Regions from separate parts of the Homo sapiens genome. Here region 2 is linked to region 1. A link is a loop called in an ENCODE intact Hi-C map of the cell type or tissue named here. Cell type or tissue: CD14-positive monocyte. All regions are shown on one strand. Links, peaks and the distances in the headings refer to the core of each region. The heading gives the core; the rest is flanking DNA. Region 1 overlaps SDCCAG8 (SHH signaling and ciliogenesis regulator SDCCAG8). Region 2 overlaps SDCCAG8 (SHH signaling and ciliogenesis regulator SDCCAG8).

The links. Peaks named below come from ENCODE experiments on the same cell type or tissue, not always from the same donor. Only the 100,000 strongest peaks of a DNase experiment are listed, where the experiment ranks them.
Region 2: it touches region 1 in a loop (2.3-fold over the local background); 2 of 110 quality-filtered maps call a loop at or near these places.

Annotation. Positions count from the first base shown.
Region 1 is chr1:243,345,898-243,362,066 of GRCh38, reverse strand. The region is part of intron 12 of SDCCAG8 (SHH signaling and ciliogenesis regulator SDCCAG8); the gene reads right to left. MIR4677 (microRNA 4677) reads right to left here and starts at 15,891; the gene lies at 15,812-15,891. It overlaps LOC124904569 (a long non-coding RNA gene), which reads right to left and starts at 1,275. Exons shown (of 2, transcript XR_007066974.1): 1 at 1-1,275. In CD14-positive monocyte, for the core only: no CTCF peak of the experiment used is centred there; no DNase peak of the experiment used is centred there; H3K4me3 peaks cover 946 bases; H3K27ac peaks cover 1,278 bases.
Region 2 is chr1:243,484,022-243,500,190 of GRCh38, reverse strand. It overlaps SDCCAG8 (SHH signaling and ciliogenesis regulator SDCCAG8), which reads right to left. Exons shown (of 18, transcript NM_006642.5): 17 at 11,051-11,177; 18 at 100-435. The coding sequence ends at 406. It overlaps AKT3 (AKT serine/threonine kinase 3), which reads left to right. Exons shown (of 14, transcript NM_005465.7): 14 at 1-467. Among named protein-coding and RNA genes, the nearest start is that of MIR4677, 150 kb to the right of the region's middle. RefSeq lists enhancers at 3,387-4,038, 9,305-9,828, 9,829-10,352, 15,542-16,100. In CD14-positive monocyte, for the core only: a CTCF peak has its summit at 8,118 (motif pointing right); DNase peaks (open chromatin) are centred at 4,130 and 5,090; H3K4me3 peaks cover 1,511 bases; H3K27ac peaks cover 2,692 bases.

The DNA.
Region 1 (16,169 bases), core at 3,946-11,945:
CCATCTCTTCACCCACCTATCCATCCAGTTACTGTGTTACTTGAGGCAGTCACTTGGCCATCTCTTCACCCACCTATCCATCCAGTTACTGTGACCCTAATTGCAATCAGGGCACTGGGGCACTGAATACAAAAGAGAATAAGACAAGTAAAAGTCTCTGTCCTCAAACAACCTACATTTTAATGGAAGAAACTGATTGTTTAAAAGCAAATGAACAATAAAATAATAAAAAACTTATAATAAGCTCCATGAAGGAGGGGAATGAGGTGCTGTGAGAGAATAACAGAGTATACATTAGTAGCCAGTGAAGTAGAGACATTGAATTGGAAACCAAAAGAAAGAAAAAGAGCTGGTTAAGCAAAGGAAGAGTGGGAAAGAATATATGTGGAAGATGTTTGTCCAAAGGCCATGGCATGTCTGAGAAGCTAAAGGCAAACCACGGAGGCTCCACTGAATGGACAGGGGAAGGGTGGATGAGAAGAGGGTGGAAAGACAGGCAGTGGGGAGATTATGCAGGGCCTTATAAACTGTAGAAAGGAGTTTGGACTCATGTTTCTAAATGCAAATGGGAAGCCATTCCAAATTGCTAAATGGAAGAGCAATGCAATGCAATGCAATTCACGTTTTGCTTTCGCAAATGTGTTGAGTATGAATAAAGAGGGCATAACTTTATGAAGCTAAGGTTGTGATAAGGAAAGATGATAATAAACAAATGAGTAAGATATGGAGTAAAATAAAGCAGAAAGGGGGCAGGAGTACTCGGAAACTGGTTTACAACATAAAACAAGGTAGTCAGGAAAGTCTCACACAGATGATTTCAGCGATGACTTGAAGGGTTATTTTGTGATCCACAGGATATCCCAGAGAACCCGGCGAAGAAAAGAGCAAGTCCAAAGGCTCTGAAGTGGTCGTGGGGGCAGACTGGTTAGCACCTTGCTAACCAGTGACATAAACCTGAGAGGAATAATTTATTATGGCAATATGTTGAAAAGAGGATCCAAGAGAGCTCGGACAAGCTGACACAACAGGCCCAAACGAAAATGACCAAGTTCCAGACAGGTAAATGCAAATGTCTATATTCACTGCCCAGTTGTAGGTCAGCAGATGCGTGCCATGAGGGGGTCACTGTTTGACTTTGCCTTTGACTGCTACTGAGGTAGGAACCACTGGATGGTTTCAGAAGGGTGACAAGATCAGACATAGGTTGTTTTTTGTTTGTTTTTTTGTTTTGTTTTGTTTTGTTTTGAGATGGAGTCTCACTCTATTGCCCAGGCTGGAGTGCAGTGGCGCAATCCCGGCTCACCGCAACCTCCACCACCCGGGTTCAAACGATTCTCCTGCCTCAGCCTCCCGAGTAGCTGGGACTATAGGCACCTGCCACCGTGCCTGGCTAATTTTTATATTTTTAGTAGAGACAGGGTTTCACCATTTTAGCCAGGCTGGTCTTGAACTCCTGACCTCCTGATTCACCTGCCTCGGCCTCCCAAAGTGCTGGGATTACAGGAGTGAGCTACCTCACCTGGCTGATGAAAGTTTAACAGACTTTCTCTGGCCCTTATGCTGTGAAGGGGCTAGATGAGGAGAAGCAGGGAGCCCCAGTTAAGAGACTGTTGCTGGCCAGGCATGGGGGCTCACGCCTGTAATCCCAGCATTTTGGGAGGCCGAAGTGGGCAGATCACAAGCTCAAGAGATCGAGACTATCCTGGCTAACACGGTGAAACCCCATCTCTACTAAAAATACAAATAAAAAAAAATTAGCCAGGCATAGTGGCGGGTGCCTGTAGTCCCAGATACTAGGGAGGCTGAGGCAGGAGAATGGCGTGAACCCAGGAGGCAGAGTTTGCAGTGAGCTGAGATCGCGCCACTGCACTCCAGCCTAGGTGACAGAGCGAGACACCATCTCAAAAAAAAAAAAAAAAAAAGAGACTGTTGCAATAACACAGCTGAAGACGACAGTACCTTGAACTAGACGGTAGCAGTGGATATATGTGAAGAAGATATATGGACAGAAGAAAAGCATCTGAAAAAATGCTCAGTACCATTCATCACTAGGGAAATGAAAATTAAAACCACAATGAGATACCATTATATACTTACTAGAACAACTAAATATAAAAAAGACTGATCAAACATTTTCAACACATATAACTGCTAAAATATGAGTATCATTATAAAAGGAGTTATTCTCATCTTGATTCTAAAACTTTCCATCAGACATAGCACAACAAAGACTGACCTAGGAGTGAGAAGCTCAGTCATCTCATTTAGATACTATCACTAAGTATTCAAGGTTTGTTCTTAGCTCACTATGCATTCACTCAATCAACAGATAAATATCTGCCGTAGGTCTCCTCTGTGCCGAGTACCGGACACACAATGAAGGGTAAGTTAAGACCCTGACTTTAAGGACCTTACAGCCACTTCTGGCATGTCATTTCAGTTTTGTGGGGCTCTGTCTTTCCTTCCTCATCTGTTGCACCCGCTTGTGCCCTCCAGGTACACACAGAACAGTGCCTTTGTGACTCTGTCCTGTTTTCCTGAATGGCCTTCACTTCCCACTCTTGTTCCCTCCAGACTGGGCTAAAATATGACTTGGATGATATATTTTTTTTCTAAAATAACAACTTTATTAAGATCATCCACACACCATAGAATTCACCCACCGAAAGTATACAATTGAATAGTTTTTAGTACATTCACGGAGTTTAGTACATTCACTGTGAGGCCGCCATGACTATAGTGCAAATGGCATCTGTGGAATTGTGCAGTGCACAGCCTGTAGAACAGTATGGAGCAAGCCTGTTCATCTGTATTAGCAATGAAATCAATTTTAGAGAATGTGGCTCAAATCTATGGGTAAGTAGGCTTCCAATGATTGAACTTCAGAATTGGACTGACGTGCTAACACTCTAGTCACCAAGAGGAAGGAGGAAGGTGCTGGCTAACACTCCTCCTCCTTAGTTACTCTAGGGAATAAATCTCTACCTGGACATGAAGTTCAGGACTGAGGAAATAAAATAGTTGTGCAACTATTACCACAACCGATTTTAGAACATTTTATCACCCCAAAAGAAACTCCATGCCCATCAGGAGTCCCTCCCATTTGTCCCCAATTTCAGACCTGGACAATCACTAATCTTTCTGTCTCTATAGATTTGCCCATTCTAAACATTTCATATAAATTGAATCATACAATATGTTGTCTTTTGTGACTGGCTTCTTTCATCTAACATGATGTTTTCAATTGTAAGTCTACCATGCTGTAGAATGTATCATTACTTCATTCTTTTTTACTGCCATGTAATATGTATCTATATACACACACCCCACATTTTATTTATCCATTCATCAGTTGATAGACATTTGGGGTATTGGCAGTTTGGGGCTACTATGAATAATGCTATGAACATCCGTGTAGAAGTTTTTGAGTAGCATGTTTTGATTTCTCTTGAGTATAGACCCAGGACTGGAATTGCTGGGTCATATGATATCTCTATGTTGAACATTTTGAGAAACTGCCCGAATATTTTTCAGCCTGTATGACTTTAAATTCTACCAGCAACTTATGGGGGAGTTCCAGTTTCTCTACATCCTCACCGACACTTGTTATTATCTGTCTTTTTTATTACACTTATCCAAAGTAGATGTGAAATGGTTTCTCATCTTGGTTTTGGTTTGCATTTTCCTGATAGCTAATGATGTTGAGCATCTTTTCACATGTTTATTAATCATTTGTTAATAATATAGTTATTATTAACATATCTTCTTTAAAAAAAGTCTATTCGGATCTTTTGCCCATTTAAAAATTGAGGAGTCTTTTTATTATTAAATTGTAAATGTACCTTACATATCCTAGATACAAGTCTCTTATCAGATACATGAGTTACCAAAAATTTTCTCCCGTTCTGTGGGTTGTCTTTTTTCTTGATAATGTTCTTTAAAGGTCAAAAGTTTTTAATTTTGATGACATTCAATTTATCTATTTTTTTTCTATTGTTCTTTGTGCTTTTGGCATCATACCTAAGAAACCATTACCTAATCCAAAGTCACTAAGATGTATGCCTATGTTTTCTTCTAAGAGTTTTCTAAGTTTAGCTCTTACATTTAGTCTTTCATCCATTTTGAGTTAATTTTTGTCTACACTATGAGGTAGGAACCCAAGTTCTTTCTTTTACCTGTGGGTATCAGGTTTTCCCAGCACCATTTACTGTAAAGTCTGTTTGCTCCCTATTGAGTTTTAATATCCTTGCTGAAAATCAATTGACTGTAAATGTGTAAAATCTTTCTGGACCCTCTCCCGCCACAGTAGGCCACACCCTTTGCTGAGCCCCCAGCACATTTAACTTCCTCACCAAACTATAAGAGTTGTTAAGAGCAGTAAATATATTTTTATTTTTCATTGCACCCCTGTGCGTATTTGTTTGCAACACATAATAGGTTATCACTAATTATTAGTTAAATAAATGGCTGCATGGAAATAAGGTAATTACTCCCAGCTGACTCACAGTCTCATCATATACAGAATGGAGGAGGTGGACTAAGTTATTAAAGTCTTTCTGACCCTTGGTGCCCACCAAGCCATTGCTCTTTATTATCTGAAGCCTTTCCTTCCATCCTTTATATGTGGCCATTGAAATAGGAAAGACTAAAGACAAAAGTTACCTTCTTTTTTTTTTTCTTGGTTTTTTGAGACAGAGTCTCGCTCTGTTGCCCAGGCTGGAGTGCAGTGGCACGATCTCAGCTCACTGCAACCTCCGTCTCCCAGGTTCAAGCGATTCTCTTGCCTCAGCCTCCCAGGTAGCTGGGAATACAGGCATGTGCCACCACGCCTGGCTAATTTTGTGTATTTTTAGTAGAGATGGGATTTCACCGTATTAGTCAGGATGGTCTCGATCTCCAGATCTCATGATCCACCCACCTCGGCCTCTCAAAGCGCCGGGATTACAGGCATAAGCCACCACACCCGGCCCAAAAGTTACCTTCATAAATTCCATTGCTATGTGGGTAAGAAGCATCTTCTGAAAAATGCCAAAGTACATAAAGTTATTATTATATATTATTATTACTTTTCAGACAGGGTCTTGCTCTGTTGCCCAGGCTGCAGTGCAGTGCATGAACACAATTTATTGCAGCCTTGACCTTCTGGGTGTGAGTGATCCTCCCACCTCAGCCTCCCATGTAGCTGGAACTACAGGCACATGACACCATACCTGGGTAATTTTTTGATTTTTTTTTTCTTTTTTTTGTAGAGATGGGGTCACACCATGTTGGCTAGGCTGGTCTCAAACTCCTGGGCTCAACGATTCTCCTGCTTTGGGACACCTGAAGTGCTAAGATTACGGGAGTAAGCCACCATGTCTAGCATGAAGTTATTTTCGACAATCAGCAGTGGTTGTAGGGGAAAAGGGATTTTCATACCAGTAATGGTTTTTTAAAATCCATTATTGTGGTTCCCTTCTGAAAATCCTGATGCATTATTATACTGATGGATAGGTGGTCATGTTTGCCTCTTCTGAGTTATAGTTTAAGGTGAAACAGTATAAACAGGAAAAAAAAAGCCCAATTCTTCTTAGTATAAATGCCTTTAGAATGTCTTCCTCTAAAGTCTTTCCCATTTTCTCTTCCCACTTCCCCCACCACCCCCCCGCCACTACTTTTCTTTTCTCTTCTTGTTTTTATAACTAAAGATAATTCTAGCATCTTTCTTGCTCTCCTAGCCATTGAAGTAAGTCTATGGTATGTCAAATTCAGCATTGAGATACTTCAAACTTCAGGTTCTGCTCAAGAAAAATCATTAGTAAGTCACAGTAAGGTTATAGATTAATAAGATATATAGAAAGCTATATATCTACATATAGATTTAAAAATACATACAGATATTTGATGTATTCGTTAGTCTGTGTTGACGCCGCCTTTAAAATGAAACATGTCTGGTTCTTATTATATAAAACCTTGCATAGCTTAATTTGCTATACACATAGTGGACCTTCAGTATATTAGGGAAGAAACACTGACCCTCCTACAGTTCTACGATAAATTTAGTTGAAAATGACACCCTAAAGTTTCTAATGCAAACTAGGATATGACAATCACCTCTCCATATGAGTGAATTCAGATTTCTTTGCAGAACATTCTAAGCAAGCTAAAGAAGAATCCACACCAGGTGCGGTGGCCCAGGCCTGTAGTCCCAGCACTTGGGAAGGCAGAGGTGGAGGGATGGCTTGAGCTCAGGAGTTCAAAACCAGCCTGGGCAACATAGCAAGACCCTGACTCTACAAAAAAATACAAAAAGAATTAGCCGGGTGTGGTGGCATGCACCTGTGGTCCCAGCTACTTGGGAGGTGGAGGCGGGATGATCACTTGAACCCAGGAGGTCAAGGCTGCAATAAGCCGAGATTGTGCCACCGCACTCCAGCCTGGACAACAGAGTAAAACACCAAATCCCAAAATAATAATATTAATCATAAAGAAAGAAAGAAGAGTCCAACAGAAAAGGTAGCATTTGAAATAATCTTTCGAGTAGAACGATTCTTTCTCTTCCATCTCAAGATCTCCTTAAAAGTTTATTTTTACCTCCCTCGTTTCCTTGGCAGCCACACTTTCTTTAAAGATATGAGCGTCCCCTCGCACTTTAATGGGAATTTTCAATGACAGCTTGACTCATGAAGAAAGGCTAATACTACTACTTGTATAATTTATTACCATGGAGAGAGGGTAGGGGACAGAGAGAGAGAGAGAGAGAGAGAGAGAGAAGGTATCAGGACTTCAGTTGTAAGTAGAGAGATTTTATACAAAGAAGAATTTTCCATTCCTATAGGAAACTCCAGAAATTTTCAGGGATGGCAGAAGGCAGGCCAGAAATAAAGACCCTGCAGCTTTCTTGTCTTTTTCCTAAATGTAAGTGTAACAAATCCACTTAAGTACAGATGTTAACACCAAAAAGAGTTAAATTAACTTGACCATCTGTTAAGAAGAGTAATATGAAAACTCTAAACACCTTGCAACTCATTAACACTCAGGAGCAGCCTAGAGTTAGATCAGGAATCTCTGTGTAGGGTGATCTGTCTCACACTGTGTGTCTAACACTCATGAACAGCCTAGAGTTAGATCAGGAATCTCTTTGTAGCGTGGTCTGTCTCATACTGAACTCCAGTGAGGGTCAGAAAAACATGCCAGGGATCTGTAAAACCTCTAAGACAATTGCAAAATTGTTTTTGGTTTCATTTTGATTGATTTTAAAAAGAACTCCCAGAGCAAAATCTTAAGATGATCATATTCTAGGTCATCTGTGTCCAGAACTACCACAGCTTTTCATTCCATGCTTGCATTTATGAGGGCAACAAGTGAAAACAGAAAGTGAAAGCATTAACTATTAATGGTGCGTTTCTCTAGTGGGAATCCACCAATGTATTCCTGATCATCATAAGTTCACACACCTAAGAAACTCTGGCCGAAGAGATTTACTTTCACAGGTCTTGCAAAAGCTGGTTACTCTCGCACAATACTACCTTTGACAGTTTGCCAGTGCCTCAAATCTTTCCAGTAGAAATTTTAATTCAGAGTGGGGCTTTAATCCTTGTTGCAAATTAGATGATGTCTGTCTTGTAAGTAAACTTAACTCTTTACAAGGCTAGACATTTTATTGTTCTATTACCAATCATAACGAAAATGTCTAAAATTGCAGATGACAGTCAAAATTCATTTTTATAATCTTAACAAAAGTGTCATGTTTATAAAGTGAAAGTGAATAACTGGAAAATACAGAATAAAACTTGAGGCTCCATGCAATTTCTGTTGATTTTATGAATATTTAATTCACAATTAAGAGGGGCAAAGAAATACTTCCTGTGTTTCTAGAAATGCAAGAATTTACAGCTGGAGAAAACTTTTGCTACCACTTGTCCAAGCTTCTCACTTCACTGGGAAATAAACTGAGGCTCTGAGAGGTTTGCTCAGGAAATTAGCTGGAAAAGCTAAATCAGAAAGTCATGACTTTGTACTCATGGTCCTTAAGTAAAGTAGTACCCTGTATGATCTGTGTTTCACCTTTCATCAACAGTCATGTGCTAATCCTCCACAAATCAAGATAATTGTCAATTCTTTATTTCTAGGAAAACAATCCTATATGACTCTAACACTGTAAATAAAATGACATTTTATTTATGTTATCTGAAATTTGAAAAATCTTAAAATTTTTCCATTACATAAAACCTACTACAAAGCAAATGAAATACATATGCATACATTCCCAAACGATACCATGACTTCTGTGCCTGACTGCAGGGCATACAGTATATTACAAGGAGACAATTATATTGGGATTCTGAGTGTTACTAAAACCCATTTTCTATGAGCAATCTATTACAACAGAGAAGTGGCACTTGAAATAATGGAGGTCAGTTATACAAAAATGCTATGGAACCAAAAGACACATATGTTCTTGGATGCACCCTCCTTTTTCACCCCCATTCCTTTGCTCAAGCTGCCATGTTGAACCTTCTAACCAAATAAATTTCTTCTTCTATCCGTGCTGGGCAACATTCTTTTTTTTTTTTTTTTTTTTTTTTTTTTTTTTTGAGATGGAATCTTGCTCTGCTGCCCAGGCTGGAGTGCAGTGGCACAATCCCAGCTCACTGCAACCTCCGCTTCCTGGGTTCAAGCAATTCTCCTGCCTCAGTCTCCCGAGTAGCTGGGATTACAGGCGCGCGCCACCACACCCGGCTAATTTTTGAATTTTTAGTAGATGCACGGTTTTACCACGTTGGCCAGGCTGGCCTCGAACTCCTGACCTCAAGTGATCTGCTTGCCTCAGCCTCTTAAAGTGCTGGGATTACAGGCATGAGCCACCACGGCTGGCCCTAGGCAACATTCTAACCACCCTGCAAGGATGTTATCTTTCCCCTCCCAAATTCCCATGCCTTTTGCATTTTGCTGATAGCTACTATGTTCTCTTTGACATATATTTATTGGCATACCTGGTTTACATACTCCTTTCTGACAGAAATTGATTATAGCTAAGTAGAGTGCACATAATATATGGTTATTGAATTAAAGCAACATATGAAGTTTAGGGCAAAAGGGCTCTAAATCTGTCATAGTGGCTGTTCTCAAAATCTAACTTACTATCATTTTCCCTTACAGGTATATGTAAATGGCCACAGTAAAGTGATCACTATGAAGAATAAGGAGCAACACAGAAAAAATGCTTAAGATAATGTTAAATGAAAAAAGCAAAAACCAAAACTAGAATCTATTTATATTTGCAAATATTATAGATGCATATGTACAAAAAGTGGAAGGTAAAACAGAAAAATAAAAACAATTTACACTGTTTGGGTGATGGAACTACTGGCTTCTGTTAATGTGCTTATGTTTATACAATAAATTTTTTTAAATGTATGCATATGTAGTAATTAGTGATATTTATATTGGATATAGGTACTAATATTTCTGGACTATAAACAAAAAGAAAGCATATGTAGTTGTCTTATGTCTAATGTCTCTCAGCTTGTTGGGCTGCATGGACACATTTAAAGAACTGTCACTACCTGGTAGCTACCAGAACTGCAGAGTTGGTACCTGAGAAGGCACTTTGCAAGTTGGCAGTTGGCTGGTAAGTCAACTTTTACAGTCAAAACAAGCATGCAAAAAAATGTTCAAAGAACCAAAACACATGTCATCCACTGAAACTGAAAATATAGCAAACATTATATTTCTTCAGGGCACACAGGAATATTCTTAGAGTCCAGTTTACAGTTTTCTATTCCCATCCAAAGGCAAATATTTATTTCTTAATGTTTCTCCTATAAGGCATATTATTTCTAAGAAAGCTTGTTTTATTTCCTATTTGTACTCTTATCTTCTAAATATACCTAAATTGCTATTTTCAGATGTGTTGTCTCTGCTTATACATTTGATTTTGTAAAATAAATTATTATGTTAAACAGCATTATCATCTTTGTTGGAAAATCAAATAACAAGCAGAAATTAATAGATTCTTTTTTTGAGCATGTTAATTGAAAAGTCAGTGTTTCTATGAATGAGGTATACATACCCTGCCTCAGAAAACAACTGCCTAAATCATTAACAACGTGACTAAATGCTAAATGCCCCAATGATCTCCAACTCGGTATTATTCACTGGATTGATTTGGAACTGCTTCTTTATGCAGAAAAATTGAATTATATTTTTTTACTGCTAATTTTGTGATTTTACCAACATGATGATTTTAGATGAAGAAAGTAATTTGGCACAGCATTTTAGAAAAATAAGTTCAATCAATAACTTAGACTTTTATTAAATGAACATATTTTAAATTATTTGTATAATCCAATAAATCCTACTTGTCCCATTCAAGCATCATCCAGGACAAGAACAAAAGAGGCTGATTTATTAGACATATGTTAGGCTGAAGAATTTTCTCAGAATTCTTGGTTAGGCTGCGATAAGAACACAAATTTCTCTAAGTATGCTGAACAATGCTTTAGGGCATACTTAGAGAAGATGCTATAAAAAAGCTTTATTGCATCACACACATGGAACCAGATTCTCCCTCTCATGGGCTGTAGCCAGCATGAAGTTCACACTACATTAATTTGCACTTGTCGATATGCTGCTTTGCAAGTATTCTTAAGGCATGTTCTAATGTGTACTCTGACTCCTCAACTAGAATATAAACTCCCTAAGGGTAGGACCTGGGTCTCCTAGTTATTACCCCCACAGTGTCTAGCATACTGGTCTGGGTAAGCCAAGCCCTCTGGAACTGCTGTTGTCTTCGTAGGGAGCAGGGACAAGAATGTGCTAAGTCTACAGACTGAAAGAGGGTGTGAAGAATACTGGAGAGCAACTCTGTCATCACCAGGACCGAGTGATTACATGTACCAAAGGCAGGCCCAAATGGCCCCTCTCCCAGTCATTTTGTAGAGGGAGAAGTGAGACTGCAGGTGGTAGTTGGATAAGTTTCTGAAGTCTGGCTCTTGAGAAGTCATCCATTATCTTAGCATATTCCCCAAAAACCTTCTGAAAAAGAGTACACAGCTTTAAAGACACAAAGCAGAGAATAGAACGGAACAGGATTTTACTTTAATCTGTAAGTGCTAGGTTTCAAGTAGAAAAGACTAACACTGCTGTTACCCACTTTTAAAAGATACAACGATGTCTTTCTAGGACGCTTCCAGAATCAAATAGAAGACTGGACCTCAGAGGTCCATGAGCTGGGTCTTCAGGTAAATCATATTGCTGCTACTATTTAAAACTAAAACTTCCAGGGAAAAGGTTCCATGGCCTGTTGCAGCAATTTCAATCTCCTTACTGTCAGAAAATTCTTGTTTCAGGCTATTGTGATTTGTAGTTGCTGTAGTTAAATCCCTTTGTTCTTGTTCTGTCCATATTGAAGACTCAAATCAGGTGTTTAACTTTTTCCTTGAAATAATTTGTCAAATCCTTGAAGATGTGAAGCAATGTTGAAGTCTTCTCTAAGTAAAAGGTACAATTCTTCAACTTTTCTTTATTGCTTTTATATTTCTCTAACTTTAAAAAGGACTGACATAGGCCGGGCGCAGTGGCTCACGTCTGTAATCCCAGCACTTTGGGAGGCCGAGGCAGGTGGATTGCCTGAGCTCAGGAGTTCAAGACCAGCCTGGGCAACACGGTAAAACCCTGTCCCTACTAAAAAACAACAACAACAACAAAATAGCTGGGGGTGGTGGCGTGCTCCCATAGTCCCAGCTACTTGGGAGGCTGAGGCAGGAGAATTGCTAGAACCTGGGAGGCAGAGGTTGCAGTGAACCGAGATTGCACCACTGCACTCCAGCCTGGGCGACAGTATGAGACTCCGTCTCAAAAAAAAAAAGAAAGAAAAAAGGACTGACTTTTAGGGCTTGCAGGCAGGCCTTCTTCTCCTTACACAAAGCCATACAATATAGATGCACTTCTTCCAACAGTCTAGTTAATTCAACTGAATTTAGGCGATAATTCCTGTGTCCTTACACTCCATCCTTAATGTCAGTGTCCAAGTGCTGAATCACTGCTGTAGATATGAGCAACCCTCAAATCCTTTTTTGCCCTCATTTTTCCAGCCAAAATTTTTGGATCTATTTCTTTTGCAGAGATACCCCACCCTGAATATTTGCTTTGATTGCTCCATTAAAGTCATTTCAAACTTGATGTTTTCTACTCAGTAGTAGCCACAACTCCAAAATTATAATTTATACAATGCCGGTAAAAAAAAAAAAAGAAAGACGCTTTCTATATCAGCCTTCTTATCTCTGAAAAATAAAATTGGAACCAACCTAAAAACAAAATTGTAAATATAAAATCATACGGTATTTACACTCCCATCCAAGCCACTAGTAAGTCATGTGCCACTAATAAGAAAATGCCATGATTATCAGTGATACACTCGCTGAGTAATGCCATTAGATTTTTAAGAGACTAAAGATGTGGCACATTTGTTATACTGCAAAATACTCTAAAACCATTGTTATTATTTAAGATACATGGGTCTTCAAACTCAAAGCTCAGCATCCTAGTAAGTCAGAGGAAACTTAAAAAATACAGTTGTATTTCTATACTCAAGGTAGGGATTGGCAACTTTTTCTGTAAAGGGTCAGACAGTAAATATTTTAGGCTTTGTGGGCTATATGGTCTCTACCACAACTCCTCAACTCTGCTGTTGTTGCAGGAAGTAGCAATAGGTGATACATATATGAGTAGGTATGGCTGAGTTCTAATAAAACTTTATTTGTAACATAGACAGCAGGCCAGACTTGACCTATGAGCTGTAGTTGGCTAACACTTTTTTATGAATACTGGGCACATTAGCATATTGAATATGCATATGTGTCTGTATATGTGAGTGGGGATATATACACATATATTAGTATGCAAAATCTCCATTTGCCCATCCCCCTGGTTATGGCAGTTTCTTGGGCACGTGATCAGTGCAGTCACACATGTGCTGTTCAGAAGGGTCCTTACACTTGCAGTTTAATACTCTGTGGTCAATGTCTTGAAATTATTAGCAATTGTATCTTAGAATTGTGTTTTTTTTTTTTTGTTTTGTTTGTTTTGTTTTTATCCAAGACAGGGTTTCGCTCTTGTTGCCCAGGCTGGAGTGCAGTGGCGTGATCTCGGCTCACCACAACGTCCGCCTCCTGGGTTCAAGCAATTCTCCTGCCTCACCCTCCTGAGTAGCTGGGATTACAGGCATGTGCCATCATGTCCGGCTAATTTTTTTTTTTTTTTTTTGTATTTTTAGTAGAGACGGGGTTTCTCCATATTGGTCAGGCTGGTCTCAAACTCCCGACCTCAGGTGATCCGCCACCTCGGCCTCCCAAAGCGCTGGGATTACAGGCGTGAGCCACCACGCCCGGCTAGAATTGTGTTTTGTAGGTGTACTCTGATGGAACAATGGAGACTGAACTCCTGTATGTGGTCTCATCTTTCCACTGCCTCACTGCAGCCCTACGCAGTTCTCAGAAATATACTCCTCTCCAGCTTCCTCTATCCCGCCCTGCCCTGCTGCTGGGGTGGGTCCCTCCACCTAGGGTGGGACCAGGGCACTGGGGGAGGTGCGTATGTCACTGGGGGAGGTGTGTGTTCTCCTGTGTCTTTTGCCCCTGGCAGAATCCTGAATGTGTGTTTAGAGAGGATTGAGTCAAGTGTGCCCATCCCTGCCATCTTAGAGCTGGACAGGGAGGTAAGAATTCCCGCCCCAGGCCGGGCGCGGTGGCTCATGCCTGTAATCCCAGCACTTTGGGAGGCCGAGGCCGGCGGATCAAGAGGTCAGGAGATCGAGACCATCCTGGCTAACACGGCGAAACCCCGTCTCTACTAAAAATACAAAAAAAAAAAAAAAAAAAAATTAGCCGGGCGTGGTCGTGGGCGCCTGTGGTCCCAGCTACTCGGGAGGCTGAGGCGGGAGAATGGCATGAACCCGGGAGGCGGAGCTTGCAGTGAGCCGAGATCGCGCCACTGCACTCCAGCCTGGGCGACAGAGGGAGACTCCGTCCTAAAAAAAAAAAAAAAAGAAAAAAAAAAAAAATGCATGTCCAGCCTGGGTTGGTGAGGGAGGAGGGGCAAGGAGAGAGAGACTGAAGAAGAAAGGAAAATGTTTTATATTTTAGTTCTTTTTAATATCACTTCTTTCCTGCTTTCTGAACAAAAGGGTCCTGTATTTTCACTTTGCACTGGGCCCTAATCAAAGGTTAGCGGCTATAAAGAATCGTCTTCTCAGATTAATTTACCAAAAGGGAAGTTGACAAAAAAACTCTATTTCTGCATCACTCATTTCAGGTCAGCTCATCCTTGTCATGTTAGGGCCTCCTGCAACATGTCCAAATCTTAAATACAAGGCTGTGAAATTAATGCTGAATTTGGGGTTTCGGATGCGAGGAAGCTCCTTTTGGGATATGATTATCAGGAATGCTGCGTGGTAGCCATTTCCTTCACATACTTTGCTGTAGGATTAATTTATACCTCTTTAGAATGACAATGAGGCATTTTATAAAAATAAAGCATAATCAAAACATTATGTACAAAATTTAACAGACAACAACAAAGAAAGATGAAATTTTACTAAGAGTTCTGTTTATTTCCTATTAAAAAGGGTAACACCAGAAAATTGGACATACAAAAACATACTTGTTCTCCTAATTTGAATAAACCAACTGTAAAATCAACATTTTTGAGACAAAGAAATGTGAATATAGGCTGGGTGTTATTTGATATTAAAGAAGTATTGTTAACATTGTTAGGTATGATAATGACATAGTATGTAAAAATATCCTTCATAGATCCACATGGGTATTTATGAGTAAAATAACATAAGGTCTGAGATCCATTTAAAATACTTCTGCAAAAGAAGAAAAAGAGGTAGAGGAAGAAGACAGAAGAAGATGAAGATGAGAAGGTGGAGCAGAAAAAACATGACAAAGAAGATGAAGGTGACGATGAGGACAGAAGTAGAGAGAAAAAAGTGAGATAGATGGAATAGGATTGAGGAGGAGGACTGGCAAAATGATGAGTGATGGAATAGGATTGAGGAAGGGGACTGGCAAAATGATGAGTGATGGAATAGGACTGAGGAAGAGGACGGGCAAAATGATGAGTGTAGGTGATGGAAATGTGAGGACTCATTACAATATTCCCTATACCCTCATACATGTTTTTAAATTCCCCTGATCGAGTGTGTGTGTGTGTATAACCATTGCCTAAAAAAATTTCTCATAAAAATCAAAGAGCATATTTCACATTCTCCTCCATACCAAATGCCTCTTTTTCTGGTGCAAGAAGCATCCTCTGAGGCTGACAGGAATTCTCTAAGCTGAAGAGATACAAAGGAGTTGATGGGAAGGATAATCCGCCCATCGGTTCCTGACACAATATAAAGAAGAAAAGAAGAAAGTGGGTGGAAGCGACTGCCATTGTTACTCTCCTAACCTTTCCTTCTAATTATGCCAGAGCCAAGGCTCAGGTCACAAGGAAAATTATTTTGGTGGTTAACCATTTGCCCTATTTTGTATACATCAAAAAAGCTGTTGTTCTCACACATTCCAATCTCACAGTTTCCCACCCACTTTAAAAATGTATCAAGTGGTCAGATGAACTAAAATATGAATAAAATGACTATATTATGAAGAACACCTTGTTTGCAAACCTACAGATAGCCTGCTTGTGATGCTGAATTGTAAGATACACAACACTTAAACATTTAATCTACTTTATATTATTGTAGGTATTTCAGATAAATGCTCAACATGCCCCGCTTTTAAAAGTTAAATGTAAATTTCTCTCTTGAGTGCAGATGGTGGCCAAGCAAAGTAGTTCTTTGGTCTCACAGACAGAAGGTCAGGTCATGGCTGAAAGACCAAAGAACAATTGCTGCTTTGCTACTCCAAATCATCCATGGAATGAGACACCACGACTTCTTTTCTGAAACTGTCTGTTCAATACAAAACAGTTAAAAAGAGTACCTATAAGATTTCCTCACATTCCGTCTGGGAAAAAAAAATGGTAACAAGCACATCACTTCACAACACATCACAAACATCTTGTAACTGTTCAGAGGTTTTATTCCTAAAGCTGTGACCTCCTAAAAAGGCACATCTCTATCTAAAAACATACCACTAAACGTCATTATGAAAACTACTATTGTTTCACTATTATCA
Region 2 (16,169 bases), core at 3,269-11,268, 140 kb before region 1:
AGTTTGGTCCTTAATATACTTTGGCCTAGTTAAAATATGTGCCTTTTTGGTGTGTTTTGTTCATCACTACAAGATAAAAAGGAAACATTACAACTCAAGTCTTTAAAAAGTTCATTTATTGAAAATCATATGTATAACCTAGCATACGAATGAGCAGATTTAAACACATAACTTCAAGCCATTTCTGAAAACATACACCAGGAGCTCTGCTCAGCTAGAGTCAGACTCCAGCTCCAGCCCGACTGCGTGCGGGGACAGCGCCCGCGTTGATGAGGACCAGCCCCACTGCAGGCTGAGGCGGTGTCACCCTGGGAAGGTCGTGGTGCGTTGTGGCATATTAAGTCTAAACCAGATGAATGTAAATATCTCTTTGTAAATCATTTATTTCACTCTGTTCCATCCAGGTCAGCAATCAGATTGTGGCATGCTGGGTAACTGGAAAAAATAATAAAAAGTAAGTTTCAATAGCTCATGTTCTTCAATGTTATTTGTCTTCTCATTTGCTGGTTTAGTCACCTTTTATGATGAAAACTGTTGTTGGAGAAAAAAACCTGTTGCTAAAAATGTGGAAATTATATGAAAAGTTTGTGCCTCATCTTGTCCACATCAAAGCCCTTCACATATGAAATAAGGTTAACTGGTTTAATGGGTTAAATTTGAAGACAACCTAGACAAAAGACACGCCTGCCTCTTAAATAAGGACAGTCTGGTGTTAGGACATGGCCAGAGAGCCATCTCTTCTGTCCGGGAAAGGACACATTGATTTGTGCCATAATCTGTTTACTGAAAATTTATCTGACCTTAACGGCAGGTAATTCTAGAACAAAAACAGGGTGTAGGCCAAGTGCCCCTAAGAAATTCCTCGTGAAACAATACAAGCTGAAACACCTCCAAATTTGTAACTGCAAGCAATTTATTGTAACCTATGAAAAAGTACTTTCACATGGAAACCTCACATGTGTTGGAAGAGGGGATTGGGTGTACTGAGGTCTCTTAGTTTTACGCAGATACAAATGTTCCAAAGTAGCTTCATGCAGATCAGGTTGGGGGAGAATCACAAGTTCAGAAAGTATTGAATACTGTTCCTGGCCTCTGCTGCCATGGCTGCCCAAATTAGTTTAAACCACATCAGGAACTAGAGTCAGAAGCCACTGGAAATGTTTCCACTCCACAAAGCATGTCTGGAGTTTCTACTGTGCACTGTGTGGGAAGGTGACTGGGCCACAGTCCTCGCCCTCTAGATTGTGAAGTCCAGAGAAAAGCCAGGATGGTATTTTCCAAATCCCGGTTTCTACGTCAGATAAATTGGGACGCACTGCAGGGCCAGGGGCCCAATCTGGTCCCTCTTTCTTTAGTTAGGAACCATCTTCCAAAAAGAGAAGTGGGCCTGCCCCTCTCCAGTGAGGATTTTCCAAGCTGGACTCCAAGGGAGGACTCTATCAACCTAATTTAAGCCATCATTAACATGGGGATTTCCAAGACAGGGCAATGAGTGAAACTGAATCCGCATTCAAGAGAAATATATGAACATCAGCCTGTTGCCTTTTATGAAAAATGAGAAAAAGTAATGTTTACATTTCAAGTAGATTTCCCAGTGTGTGAGAGACCCTGAGGACAACTTTTTCTTGAACAGGTCTGTGAGTAGTGGGGTGGTCTCAGCAGGGTAGTTAGAGTAGGTGGGGGGCCTGGCCTCAGGCTGAATGCAGGTGGGGCTCCGGCAGGAGGCCTCACTCCTCCTCGTAAACCTGCCATCCCATGCACACAGCCCTCCCAGGCCCGTGGAGCCAGGTGGACAATTTCCTGGGCCCACGGGATGCTTTGTTCTCCAGGCCCTGTCTGAGTGGCCCATGAGGAGTCCACCCCATGCACTATGCCCTAGAGCCCTGCCATTGCAGAGGGGACTCCCTTCTGTCCTCAGTGGGATACTGACAGCACGGAGACTGCCACCAACACGATCTGATTGTCAAACGCAGGGTTTGCACCAAGCTGACGTGCCCTCCAGGCCAGGTGATCGAACTGACCCAGCACAGTCCTGCTAAATGACTGGTTTGAATGGCCCTCCACCCCTGCTCCATGGATTGGCCACATAAGGCAGGTGGCCTGGTGGCCTCGCTCTTGACACAGTGGCTTCCTAACTTTAGAAATGCTAGGATGACTGAATACAAAAGGGATAAGCATAAATCCCAACAGATAACACTTCAAAAGAAAAACAACCCAACAGTGGCTCACACCTGTAATCCCAGTGCTTTGGGAGGCTGGGGCAATAGGATCGCTTGAGTCCAGGAGTTCGAGACCAGCCTGGGCAACATAGTGAGACCTCATCTCTACAAAAAAAATTGTAAAAATTAGCCATGTGTGGTGGCGCACCCCTGTAGTCCCAGCGACTCAAAAGGCTGATGTAGGAGAATTGCTGTAGCCCAGAATTCAAGGCTGCAGTGATGAATTTTGGGTAGAGAACACACCCACGTACACACAATACAGAATAGGCGTAAAGACCTGAAGTAAAAGTAAAATGTGTTGCGGAATTTTTTGATAAGCTCCAGGAAACAGGCATTTCTCATGATGAGTCTACATAATGCCTGTGGGCTCCCAGGCCACCTAGCAATTTATCACTATCGGAGCTGTTCCAGAAACGGGTGACCTCCTGATTCCGTGGGCCTGCATGGGGGTGACACAGATGTACGGGCCTCACCAGGAACCAATCAAAAGTCAGCCTGATTCCTTCCTGCGGCAGATCAGCCATGGCCATCTCTATGGGCTTTGTATTTCCTGCGGTTCAGGTGAGAAGCCCCATATCCATCCCCACTTTCACACTGTTGAACTTACCGTTCACTGCTCAACGCCCCCCCCCCCACCCGTGCCTACAGCCGTGCCTGACCCATGGTGAGCGTTCAGTCAGCACTGGAGGGCTGGATAATTTGTCCTAGGAGGTCACCGTTTTGTCGCCTCCATTTGCTGACTCTTTGGTAACACACATTTCTCTGACCGAGACAGAAGCCTTAGTTACTGCCCACATCTGGCTTGTCTGCCATTAGGGATATCCACGATGCTTATTTCCAGGAAGTCCTGTCATCAACACCACAGTGATCATGGTCTCGTCCAGGAGAGTAGAGCGTGCGTATGCCAGTGGGACATGAGCCCTCAGCCAGTGTCTCCCGTCCTTCTGCCCTTCCATTTGTCATCATGGCCCTTGCTGTGGCCCTCCTGTGGCTGTCCTGCAGCTCAGAGGGGGGCGACAGGGCGCCCTGGCCACTGCTCCCCTGCCGTGCTGTCCACAGGTGGTGGAAACGTGCCCCCATCTGCAGGCACACAGCTGCTAACCCATTTTCTTTGTTCTCATTTTAAATCCTATCGGAGTCATCTCTCCACAAACCCTGCCTCATTTATTTCTAAAGTTTGTTAAGTTCTGAGTGTAAGAAATCAGTTGCTCTGGGTGACCTGAACTGTTCCCCAGGCAACCACACTGTGGGGTCCAGCCAGCCTTTGCTGCTGCTTTGTTCCCAAACCAGCCAGAAGTGGCAGCCCGGGGAGATGGTGGCACCCCTCGCCCCTGCTCACAGGAGACCTGCCCGGGCTTCGCACTTCACTGTCTCCGTGGGTGGCTCTAGCCAACCCTTCTGAAGGTAACAACCCCTTCCCCCCCTGCTGTCCGCTCTGCTCACTGGCACGCTGTCTCTGTTTGGCCAAGTCAAAACGTGGTCCTGTTCCTTGTGTGTCTGGCAATAAAGCATCCATTTGTAACTGGAGAGGGCAGGCCCCTCCCCCTACCTCCATCTGGGGCATTTCAAAGCTGGCCCTGAGTTGACAGAGCTCCAGGGCAGCCCCTGCCTCGCTTGGTGGCTCGCCTCCCGCCTCCGCCTCGTGTTCTGGGCACCGGGGCCAGGGCTCGGCAGCTGTTCCAGCCAGGCCCGGCTCCGCCCGCACCCGCTCGGGTACCTGCCCCCATCCACACATCCTGTGGCCTGAGAAGAAGTTCATTTCCCTGCCCAGCCACTTCCCAATTCCATTCACTTCATTTCTCTGGGCCTTATTTTTCTATCTGTACAAAATGGTTATTTATCTCAAATGGCCCTTTCAAGCCCACAATGATCTCAGCACTAATCCTGTTGGTTTCATAATCATCTGTGCTGGGCTCTGGGTAATATGAGGCACTTCCTTTTAAAGGGAAGCTGGTTCTTTCTTTTTCTCTGCCAGAAATCAAGTGACATGAAAGCTAACACATGTCTCTGAAGCAACGCAGAGCTGAGATTCGAATCCAGGCAGTTTGACCTCAAAGTCCAGACTCTCCCATGCGAGGCTCTCCTGCTTGCTCTGGCAGATGAGGGGCAGCCAGTTTGATATCTACGGAATTAAGCTGCCAAATTGGGAAGGCAACCTGGATGAAATAAGCCACGTGAGCTCTGGCTCGCCACCAACGCACTGAGGAGAGAGGTGCCCTCAGCATGCTGGGCAGAACGTCGGGGAAACGCGGCCTTCGAGCAGGACCGCCCACCTGTCAGAAGGGAGCACTCCTCTACAGAGCCGAGGGGCAGTCAGCCACCCTCAGGCCCCTGCGGCCCTGCTGTCCCCAGCACAGCGACTGAAGTTCTCACTGAGGGGCCTCGTCCCCTCCGGGTCAGGCCTTTCCAGGAACCTGGCTCTGCCAGCTGCAAAGCAGGCGGGGGCTCACGGTTAAGGCCATCGCAGGGCAGCGGCCATTCTTCCCTCCTGGCTGCCCGGCTGGGCCCCTGATAACAGCCTCCACACCGCAGTCAGAGTTCAAAGCCCTCCTTCCCTTCCACCGCAGGGCTTGGCTTTGCTGCTTCTGGGCTCCGAGAAAGGAACAGGGCCGCAGAAACCAGAGGAATGGAAAGGTATCCACAGAGAAGGCCGCCTTGCAGACATGAAGTGGGACGTTCCGTAAGACAGCATCTCGAGCTGGACTTGGCGGGGAGAGGGAGGCGGCCCCGCACAGGCCAGGGAGGCCCCAGCACACATGAGGCCGGGGTGGAGGCCCTGGCTCTGCGGTGCCACCTGTCCTCCCCAGGGCGCACCCAAGCCCAAGGGTTCCTTCCCAACCGTGGGGTCTGAGTTTGTCATCTTCCAGCTTTCTCAAGTCCCCTGAGTCATGAGAACTTCCTCTACACACAGGCAGGTCTGTGTTTTATATGAACCATGTTTCCATGGTAAATAGATTTTAAGAATTCCCAAAGGACAGACAGTGTCACCAACAGCAGAGAGTGGAGCCTCTGGCTGCCTCATGTTTGAAAGTGTTAAAAATAAAGACAACACTGACATTTGGGGTTGTAATGTGACGGAATTACAGTCTTTTAAAGGCAAGAACCACTTATCTACACTACATGCAATATTCAGTGTTTTGTTCACTTGTCTAATTGGATTAAAATATTTAGCTCCCTTTAAAATCTTGATTGTGAATTTATATTGTGAAATGTAATGTCTGACTCAGGAAGCAATAAGTAGAGTGAATGTATCTGAAGGAATATAAAATTCAATTGACTTTTCTCCCATGATTCTTATTCTGAAAGTACTCACTCTTGGACAAAGTGAACTGTTAACGGAAGAGCAAGTCTGGCTAAAATGAAGCCCTATGCGCTTTTCAATATTAATTATACACGGGGCGCTCAGTCAAAAAACAAAAAGTTTAACTGTCTGCTGTTGGAGGTGTTTGGGGAAGTTTCTCCGAAGGTCGCGAGATGCTTATGTTAGACATGCAGCACCCAGGGTCTTGTGTCATTTTTTAAAAACACTCAGGCAGCAGGGAGTTAATGACATTTTAGCTGCATATGTTCAAGTTTATTTAAAAAAATATGCAAGTCACTTTGGTTGACAGTGTCTTGTACACAGTTTTGAAAGAATCAGGGCAAACTTTAACAGAGTCAGTTTTTATTTGAAAAATATTTTCTGGGAATGTATCAGTGTTTATTTTTGAGACTGACAATTCGGGTGAAAATCAGGATAAAAACAAAAAAACAACAATTTGGTTGAAATCAAATTGTTTGTTTTCATCTATTTAGAATTCTTTCCAAAAAATCTTGGTTCAGGAGGAGGCTTTTTAATTTATTTTATTCAATGTATTTGCTGTTCTATTCAAGCGCCATCTGTCTTACAGGTAGCTAACTTTGTGGTAGCTCCTAAGTCAGCTGGGCGAGGCCCCCAGGGCTCCTGGAAGGACCACAGTAAATTAGGTGACACCTCCAAGGCCTAACATGGGCAGCCTGCAGCAGCTCCGCCTTGCAGCCAGGCCTCCCTCGGCAGGGAGTCTTGCTCCCTGAGAGCTGTCACTTTTCTAGAACCTCCCTTCTCCCTTTGCTTCCAGTTGCAATGGGCCTTTCCTCCCTTCATCATCTTCTGTGTCTCTGTGTCCCCTGCTTGTTTTCGGCTCTCTTCTATGAGTCCTTTGGTATAATGAGATAATGTCGATGATCTTGAATATAATCACATATGGCTGCTGGATCCATGCACAAGTTTAAATCAAATTAGAAAGTAAATTCACTGCCAAGAATGCTTAAAAGTCATAGGGCCAACTGATTAACCACTGACAAGTCAGTTTCCGACTCTGTTTTCTAAACTGTAAGTGATTCATATGAGGGGACTAAAAGGGAATCACTCCCCAGATTGAACACTGCAGACAGAACCAAGCAGCCTGCTCAGGATACGACGGCTACCAGAAAATGCAAGTCAGCCAAAACCGTATTCATTACCAAATAAGAAAGCAGACACAGAAAATCATCTTGATGGTTGAGACCATCCTCTAAGTGGACAGATAATTTCTGTTTTCCCCTGTCCCAGATGCCATTCTCCCCAAGACTCATGTTTCCTCACCAGCTGGCTCCAACCTTCCTAGCCAGATGTTAGAGCCCCCAGGCTCTGGGCCGCAGACCCCTGACCCTGCTCCAAGCTGTCAGGCCCTGCCCAAACTCCCCTGAGACCCACCACCCTCACCCCGAATCCCCCTCCCCCCACCCCCACCACCAAGGTTTCAGCCTCCCCCAGCCAGGGCCTGCCTCTCAAGAGGGCGAGAGTGCGACTACCCAGCCCAGTCTCAAACAAAAGACAGGCCAGGGTGTGTGTCTGGAGGCCCTGACCCTCCCGGAATACAGAGTGTGGGGAACTGCATCTAGGCAAAGCTGGGCTAGTGCTTCAGTGTCTGTTTCTCCACAAGGACAAGTAAGAGCCATTTCATGACATTTAAAAGCTATTTTCTTGAAGTTGTTTCCGAACCCAGGTGAGGCAGGAGATCAATAATGCCATTATTTGTAGTCACCCTAAACTAAGAACAAGCCAAGAGGCCGGGCAAAGCTCATGCCTGTAATGCCAGCACTTTGGGAGGCCAAGGTGGGCAGATCACCTGAGGTCAGGAGTTCGAGACCAGCCTGGCCTACGTGGAGAAACCCAGTCTCTACTAAAAATACAAAATTAGCCAGGCGTGGTGGCAGGCACCTGTAATCCCAGCTACTTGGGAGGCTGAGGCAGGAGAATTGCTTGAACCCAGGAGGCAGAGGTTGCAGTAGGCCAAGACCATGCCATTGTACTCCAGCCTGGGCGACAAGAACAAAACTCATCAAAAAAAAAAAAAAAAAAAAAAACAGCTGGGCGCAGTGGCTCACGCCTGTAATCCCAGCACTTTAGGAGGCTAAGGTGGGCGGATCATTTGAGGTCAGGAGTTCAAGACCAGCCTGGCCAACATGGCGAAACCCCGTTTCTATTAAAAATACAAAAAAATTAGCTAGGTGTGGTGGTGGGTGCCTGTAATCCCAGCTACTTGGGAGCCTGAGGCAGGAGAATCACTTGAAGCCGGGAGGCGGAGGTTGCAGTGAGCAGAGATTGCACCACTGTACTCCAGTCCGGGTGACGGAGCAAGACTCCGTCTCAAAAAAAAAAAAAAAAAAAAAAAAGCCAAGAAACGAGCCGAGAGCTTGAGCCAGTGCCCTGAGTCCTGCCCACCGCAGACAGCGCCGGGGAGCGGGGAGGATGGGGGTTCTCGTGGCCAAAAGCATCCATGTGGCAGCTACCACTACCAGGGGCTCCCTCTGCCAGCCATGTTGTTGTGAGTGTTTCAGAATTCAAGCAGAAACAATTAGAATAATGAAGCCTGCCAACAGGCTAGACACTTCCTGTTGGAGGCCACAGGCCAGCCTGAGCCCCACCACCAGGGGCAGCGGGGCTCAGGACCCAGGACAGGGAGGGAAGGAAAGGGGTGGACTTTGCTTTGGAACCATTGCCCGACCCATTCTCTTCTGGGTATTAAGTGGACAGAGATGTTTAGAGTTTGACATGCAAAATTAAGTTAAGCTTAACTCATCCAGGCTGAGAAAACGGAAGCCTTTAGTTAAACCATCTCTAACCCGGACATGAGGACAGCTCTAACCCTCAGCTGCCCAAGATCTGGACCCACAGGCCACTCCAGGAAAACAGAGAGGGTGGCTGAGCACTCCGGAGCCCTCAGGCGGCACCGCATCCAAAATACCTGCTCGAACCTACAGCAGCCTCGCCCACATCATGGCTCAGCAGAAGCCTAACTCACAACTCAAGCTGATTCCATGACAAGAAGGCATCGCAGAGGCTGAAGCCCACTGACAGCCCCTACCTAGAGGTGAAGGCCAGGCTTAGCCAGAAAAAGCAGGCTCTGGGTTTAGATATTCAGCAGAGAGCTTGCAAACCTGGATCCCTGCCTCCTCTCTGACCACTAGTATTTGCAACTGAAAGCCAACATTCCCTCTACCAAATTTCTTTTGTCATGTTCATATTAAAATAACTCCAAGTGTAATATTTGAATCTGAAAGGCCGCTTTAGAGATGAGCCAGATGGGCCAGTATCAGATAGCACAGGAATGGGCAAATCATTGCTGTTGCTTCAGGCAAAAGAAGAAAGAAAGACCTGCTAGTTTTTCTGAGGATTTTTTGAGGTTTGGGGTTTTTTTAATGCGTTTTGTGAAAATTTTGCAACTCATTTGGCAATAGCCAGATTTTTAAAGCCCTGGAAGAAGCTTCTAAGCATCGGTGATCCATGTTAAGATCTAAGTGTGCTGTAAAGCAGGCAGATGGGGAGTTAAAAGGCAAAGCCCACGTTCTCCTGATCTAGTCCAGAGCCCAAAGGAAGCTGCCGTGTGCTCCAGCTTCCACGGAAGACTCCCCACAACCTGAGGTCTGACAGAGTTCTTGGCTTTAGAGGCTGAAGATTCACTCATGCCAGGAGTCACGGTCCCTCCCTCCTATGTGACAAGAGCCTAGTCACCTGCCAGGAGACCTAGTGGCTCCAGTGGTCCTGATCTTTGGCTGGCCAGGCCTAAAGCAGGTGCTGCTGGGGCCCTCCCTGGGGACCTGCCCACAGGGCTGGGTTCTGGGCTGGGTCTGGTGGAGGATGAGGGGGTCATCCTGAAAGCAGAGGGGAGGGGAGTGGCACTGGTCCCACAGCTGCTGCTCTGCAGGCCTCTGCCTTCCCTGAACCTCTCCCAGGACCCTCTGAAGATGAGGGAGAAAGGAAACACCCTCACACGTCCTCAGCCTGTGTGCCCAAGGGCCCGTGGGGCATCCCGCCTGCACTCAGCACTCCCAGTAGCCCGTGAAGCCAGGCGTGCACCATGCCCACTGTGCAGAGGAGAAACTGAGGCTGGAAAAAGGCTTAAGTTACTTGTCCGAAGCGGGGGCAGGGGATTCAGCACAGTGACACAACCTGGAATAATTCTCTGTTCTTTCCAGCTCCAAACACTTCAGAGGTTTTCAAAATGTAGTGTCGTCCAGAATCATCCCAACAGCTTGGCAAAATTCAGGTTCCAGGGCCCTGCCATGGAGCGTGCCAGGTGAGGCCTCGCCTCCTAGATTAGCTGTGGCAGTGCGGCTGTGGCTCGGACTTTGAGCGGCCCGCTCCCCCACAGTCCCTGGGAGCAGTCTCAGAAGCATGGGGACAGTAGAGGCATTTCCACCTCCAGGCCTTAGCTCCGTGGCGCCTGGGTGTGCTCATTTACTGTCTGTGAACACATGTTTGGCAGAGGGATTTTGGACCGAGTGGGAAAAGTCAGTACTTACAGGTTCCTTGAGCACAGGGTCATTTTGTGAGGAGAATGAGACTCCTCTTCGTTTTCATTTCCAGATGCATTTTTCATATTAATCATTCCAAGCACTTACTGCCTGAAGTCCCCAGGGCACTCACAGAGCACCTGGGTGCAATCCTAATTAAAGGCGGAGGCCTTGGTCAGCCCACGGACCACCTCATTATCCTAACAAACTGCTTGACGGGGCAAAATGCACAGCCTCTCTGACAGGAAGAGAAGCGATTTAGCAAACGAGGTTTCATACTGTGTTCCAAATTCACCGGGACACTTTCCTTCCTCCCTTTTCCCTGCTGGTGGCCCCGGATCTAACCTGAATGGGGAAAGCCTGGGCTGTGGAGTCAGGCTTAGCCTCCGTTTGCGGTGTCCCTACTTGCCAGCTGTAATGCTTGTCTGGGCCTTAGTTTCCCTATCTAAACCATGAAGACAATAAAGTCAGCATCGCCTGCTTGTTCAAGGGTAAAGGGAATTAATGCATGTTCTGTGTGTAACACTGCCGGGTGCTCTGCAAGCACTCCAGATATTAGCCCAGTAATCAGTCAGCTAATTTAGGATGAGATGCCTGCCTTCCATTCAAGACGACTTTGCTAATTGGGAACACCTCTTTCCTCAACCAATTCAAACCATACACGACCTTCAGAGGCAGCTCAAGGCCACCATCCTCCAAAAAGCCTGTTCTGCCGCCCACGGCCGTCCTCCCGCTTCTCCCTGCTCTCGCACCCTCCGCAGCCTGCACGGCGCAACTTGGCACTCGGTGTGGTTCGTTGATTCGCGGGCCGGGGTCTGTTCACCTGCACGGACTTTAACTCCCTCACCAGGACGGGCCCATGGCTCCGCTTCTCTGGGTCCTGCACTGTGCCCAGCACAGTCTTCGGGACCTCCCTCCCAGCTTACTGCTAACCGATGTGATCCGTGAGAAAGCCGGCCTGTTGAGGTGCATAAAAGATCCACCTGTAGACGCCCGCCCAAGGACTCCCACCTGCGCCGCGTTCTGCACAGTACCTGGGTCCGCAGCCGGTCCACCTCTTCCGACAGGCTCTGCCTCTCCAGGAGAAGCTGGTTCTGCTTGCTGAGGAGCTGCACCAGCTGCTGGGCTGTGGCCTGGCTGTGCTTATCCAGCTGCCTTAGCCTGGAGAAAAATCCACCGCAGAATTAAAGAGGGATAACGTCAGCCTTTCAACAGGCCCAGGGGCTGTGTGTATCTGAGGGAAGCCCCTGATAGGGAACCATGAGCAGGACGCCTAGGGTGACCCTGAGGTGCCAGGCTCTGGCTGGCACTAGGTCCTTGGTACGCACTGTGTGAAGGTAACATTCTAGCAAATGTGCGTGGGAACTGGGAGCCATCTCAGTACACTATCAATTAGAAAACACGCAGATAAGTGGGGTAAGTAGAAGGAAAAGGAAGCTTTGAACTCCCAAGCAGAGGTCAAAGATGAGGGGCCTAAATGCCGCCATTGTTCAGCTGGAAAGGTCTCTGGCAGGCTGAGCAGACGGCCGCCCCGGCTGGGGAAGTGGGTGAGGGCCGTGGAAACACTGAAGTAAGGGTTTTCCATTATTAATCACTCAGTCAATCACGAGCTCCGGCATCGCTGACCAGATGTCTTTAAAGATCCTAAATTTGTCATTCTGCTGATGGGCGCTCCTCTCCAGACTTGCTAATTCACTCAGACCATTATCCTCATCTGTCCACAGTCGGCTTCCTACAGCCAGCAGCACAGTCACCCATGGAACTGTTGGCTTTGGATTAAATGTGGAATTGAACGACTACCCAGAAGTGTTCTGGAAAGAAGCGAGATGTGTGGCCTGCCTCACCGTCCTCACCCATCAAAAGCACCAGCAGGCACGTTAACTCGAATTCTCACAAGGAAAAGGCCATTAAAGCTCAAGGTGCATTTCAAACTCCAGGCTACTGAGCCGAAGGCCTCGTGGGCCGTTCTGCGGACACCGGCCTCTGGCTGCCCTCAGTCCGGGCTCTCCTGGGACTCCGGGCACAACTAAACTTACACGGCCACACGTTTGGGCCTTCGGGTTGGGATAGGTTCCTTTACAAAAAAGGCCGCACATGTGGGCACAGGTACCACTGCCCTCTGGGAAACCCGGCGATGGTCGGTACCTGCCTCCGGCGCTGCTCGGCCCACACCCTCCCATTTCCCCACGGCTCCCCCGGCCCTGCCCCATCGCCCTGCTCAGCCTCCGATGGATTTGGCTAGAGTCTTTGGTCCAGGGGCCCGAGCCCCCAGCCCTGACCCTTCCCCAGAACGCACCATGACTCCCTGTTTTCAGCCACACCCAGCGTTGTCCGGGTCTGCGGGGCGCCCTACCTGTGCCGGGGGAGGCGGGAGCAGCAGCCTAGGACCCCGCCCAGGCAGAGCCGGCACTACGCATGCTCCCAGGAAGCCCCGCCTCCCCGGGCTTGGCACCTCCGACTGCCACGCCCACAATTCCGCACCACCGCCCCCCTTGCCTGTCCCGACAAGGGCCTCCTGCTGCCCGCAGGTTCTGGAGAAAGTGTAAGGACTAAGGGACGCCCTGGCGCCTCTTTGGAGCCTGGGCAACAGCCAGGCCCTGCCCTGCCTCCAGGATCAGGCTGGCCTCAACAGAACAGCAAAGATCCTCCATCCAAGTAGGAGTGTTTCCCTGTGTGTGTGATGTATATATATGGTGATGCTCCAACACCCCACCTCATCCTTCCCTCTGATCTTGGAGGAAAAGTAGGTTTCCTTCTGGCAATACCTAAGGCCATCGCTGCTCTGGGAAGCCTCATCGGCCCCTACCCGTCCCCATCACGCTGGGGCTGAGGCAGCCTTTCCTGGGAGCTACCCTCAAAGCCACCCAGTGGATCACAGAAGCTCTCCTGCAAGGCCCCAGGGGGGGGCCCGGGCTGTCCTGAACAGTGAGCGGCCGGGAGAGAGGAGGACGTCCCGGGCCAGCGGACTGGGGAACCTGCCTAGGCCGACCCTCTGACACAGGCAGGCGGCCACCATTCATCTGAGCACCTGCCCTGCTGTGGGGCCCAGGAGTGGGTCCCATTGAAGAGACAGAGATGGTAACAGCTCTTTTCCTTGAGAAGCAGACAATCTGATGCTTCCGTATTTAAATTAGTGGGTGGAAAGCATCATTCGCCCTTGAGCTCTGGAACCCTAAGGTGGCTTTTCCCCTCCGATGAAGGCCTACCTGTGGAGAGAGCTACTGGCTAAGAGCAACTGAGGTAGCCCCGTGGCTTCCTGCTTGCTCGAAAAGAATGGAACAGAAACGTGACAAATGACATCATGACATTGCTGCATGGCAAGAAGGTGCCAGGAAACGTGACAAGTGACACCATGACATGGCTGCATGGCAAGAAGGTGCCACGAGCAGCCATTGTCCATGTGGTCCCTTGCCCTGTGCTTGGATCAAATGAGATGATGGTCCTTTGGACCGATGGGCTCAGTATGTGGTTTTGAACTCCTGAAAAGGGATGGCAGCCCATCCAGGGCAATGGGCAGGGCCAAAGCCGCTCTCACAGCATAAACACCGGTCACGGCCGGCCACCCTGGCTCCACCTTCAGCGATGGGGCCGGTTCTGGCCTAGACCTTCCTCCTATGGAGCCCTCAGAACCTGGAGGAGGTTTAGTCCAGAGTGCTTTGCAACCTGGGGGCCTGGGAAGGCTATAGCGATTACTGGGGTGGGAAGGAGGAAGGAGACACCACCCAGACCCCGCTGAATCAAGTGCCTGGGTGTGAGCCCCACAAGACAGCAGGGGACCAGCTGACCAGGATGTCCACACACAGAAGCACCCCTGCTGTGAGAAGTGAGATCCCTAAGAAGGGGCAGCTCTCCCTTCACAGCTAAGAGCTGAGGATGGATTCCAATTGACTCAATTTTTAAATCAACTTGAACACTCCCAGTATTACAAATATTGGGAAAAGAGATTTTTTTTTTTTTTTTTTTTTTTTTTTTGGAGGCAGAGTTTTGCTCTTGTTGCCCAGGCTGGAGTACAATGGTGCGATCTCGGCTCACCGCAACCTCCGCCTCCGGGTTCAAACAATTCTCCTGTCTCAGCCTCCCGAGTAGAGTAGCTGGAATTACAGGCATGTGCCACAACGGCGGCTAATTTTGTATTTTTAGTAGAGACGGGGTTTCTCCATGTTGGTCAGGCTGGTCTCAAACTCCTGACCTCAAGTGATCCACTCGCCTCAGCCTCCCAAAGTGCTGGGATTACAGGCGTGAGCCACCACGCCCGGCCCGAGATTGATTTTTTTTTTTTTCTTGATACGAAGTCTTGCTTTGTTGCCCAGGCTAGGGTGCAGCGGTGCTATGTCAGCTCACTGCAACCTCCGCCTCCTGGGTTCAAGCGATTCTCCTGCCGTAGCTGGGATTATAGGCTCCTGCCACCGTGCCCAGCTAATTTTTATATTTTTCGTAGAGACAGGGTTTCACCATCTTGGCCAGGCTTGTCTTGAACTCCTGACCTCATGATTCACCCACCTCAGCCTCCCAAAGTGCTGGGATTACAGGCATGAGCCACCGCGCCTGGCTGAGATTTTTTGAAAGTTATTTATTTTTGGAAAAGCCTCCAACCCTGCACAAACCAGCCTACCCTCTGTTAATGGCTATTTCATTGCCATCATTCATTCAGAAGAGATTTCTTGGGGTGTCCTAGACACATAAGCTCTCTTTTCTTTTCCATGGTGGTTACTGCTCTGTCATATTTGTGGTGTTGAGTTCACCTCTTCATCCACCCACAGTTTCAAATAGCACTGTTGATGACTGCTAACACCTTGAGCCCCTGGGCTCACTGCGCCACAATTACCTATGTAAATTTCATTAATAAACTACCTGTTAAATTCAATAATTATCTTAATTAAAAGTTCACTATAGTCCTAGGAGGTACATGCTAGTATCATCCCCATTTCACAGATGAGAAAACAAGCTGAGATGTTAATTAACTTGCACAAAGTCACACAAGTAATCGGTAAAGCTCGGAGTCAAATCGAGCCAGCGCCCAAGTGTCCTTAACCATCGTTAATGGTGGTTAACTCACTGAGTTAATTCACCAAACGAACCAAGCCTTGCTAAACACCTCTCTTCTTCTGCTTCTTCTTCTTTTTTTTTTTTTGAGATGGAGTCTTGCTCTGTTGCCCAGGCTGGAGTGCAGTGGCATAATCTTGGCTCACTGCAACCTCTGCCTCCTGGGTTCAAGAAATTCTCCTGCCTCAGCCTCCCAGGTAGCTGGGACTATAGGCGCGCACCACCACACCTGTCTAATTTTTGTATTTTTAGTAGAGATGGGGTTTCACGATGTTGGCCAGGCTGGTCTCTAACTCCTGACCTCGTGATCTGCCCGCCTTGGCCTCCCAAAGTGCTGGGATTACAGGCGTGAGCCACCGCGCCCGGCCAACACCTCTTAAGGGTCAAGTACTGATTTAAGACCTGGGGGTCCATCAAGAATGACAAATGCTCCCGGCTCTCGGGCGGTTCCCGGCCAATGGAGGAGAGACTCACTTGTAAAAAAAACATGCTCAACTCAAACAGGACACTGAGGCATGAAGAGAAATGGCCAATATTGCAGATGAGAAGCCTGGGAGGGCTTGCGCCTGCTTAGACATGGCTCATGATCGTCGTATGCTGAGCACTTTTATGTCGGGCACTAGACTTACTGTTTATTTAGCACTCACAATTCCATGAGGCAGGAACTAATTATTATGCCACTTTAAGGTTAAGGAAACTGAGGCACAGACAACATGAATCATTGATTCAAAGTCACTCAGCGGGCAAGCTGGGATGGGAAAGGATGAGTGGGTGCTTTTCTGGCCAGGGCCAGGGGCGGGGCCTTCCCACTTCGGGGCCGCACTGCAAAGGCCAATGCGTGTCTGGAAACTGCAAGCTGTGCAGTGTGGCTGCACCAGAGGCTGCAGGCTGCTCAGAGGAAGGCGACGCTGGACTCTGTAGCCAAACCAGCAAATATGGACTTCGTCCTGCAGGCAATGGCAGTGCCATTTAACAGACAGAGGATGGCAGGAGGGATCGGCCTGGCGTAGAAGAGACGTTCTGGGGTCAGGGCGAGTCCGAGGTACCTGTGGAACACGCACCCACCAGGCAGCTATGCAACTTGGGGCTTAGGAAGGGCCGAGCTGGAGC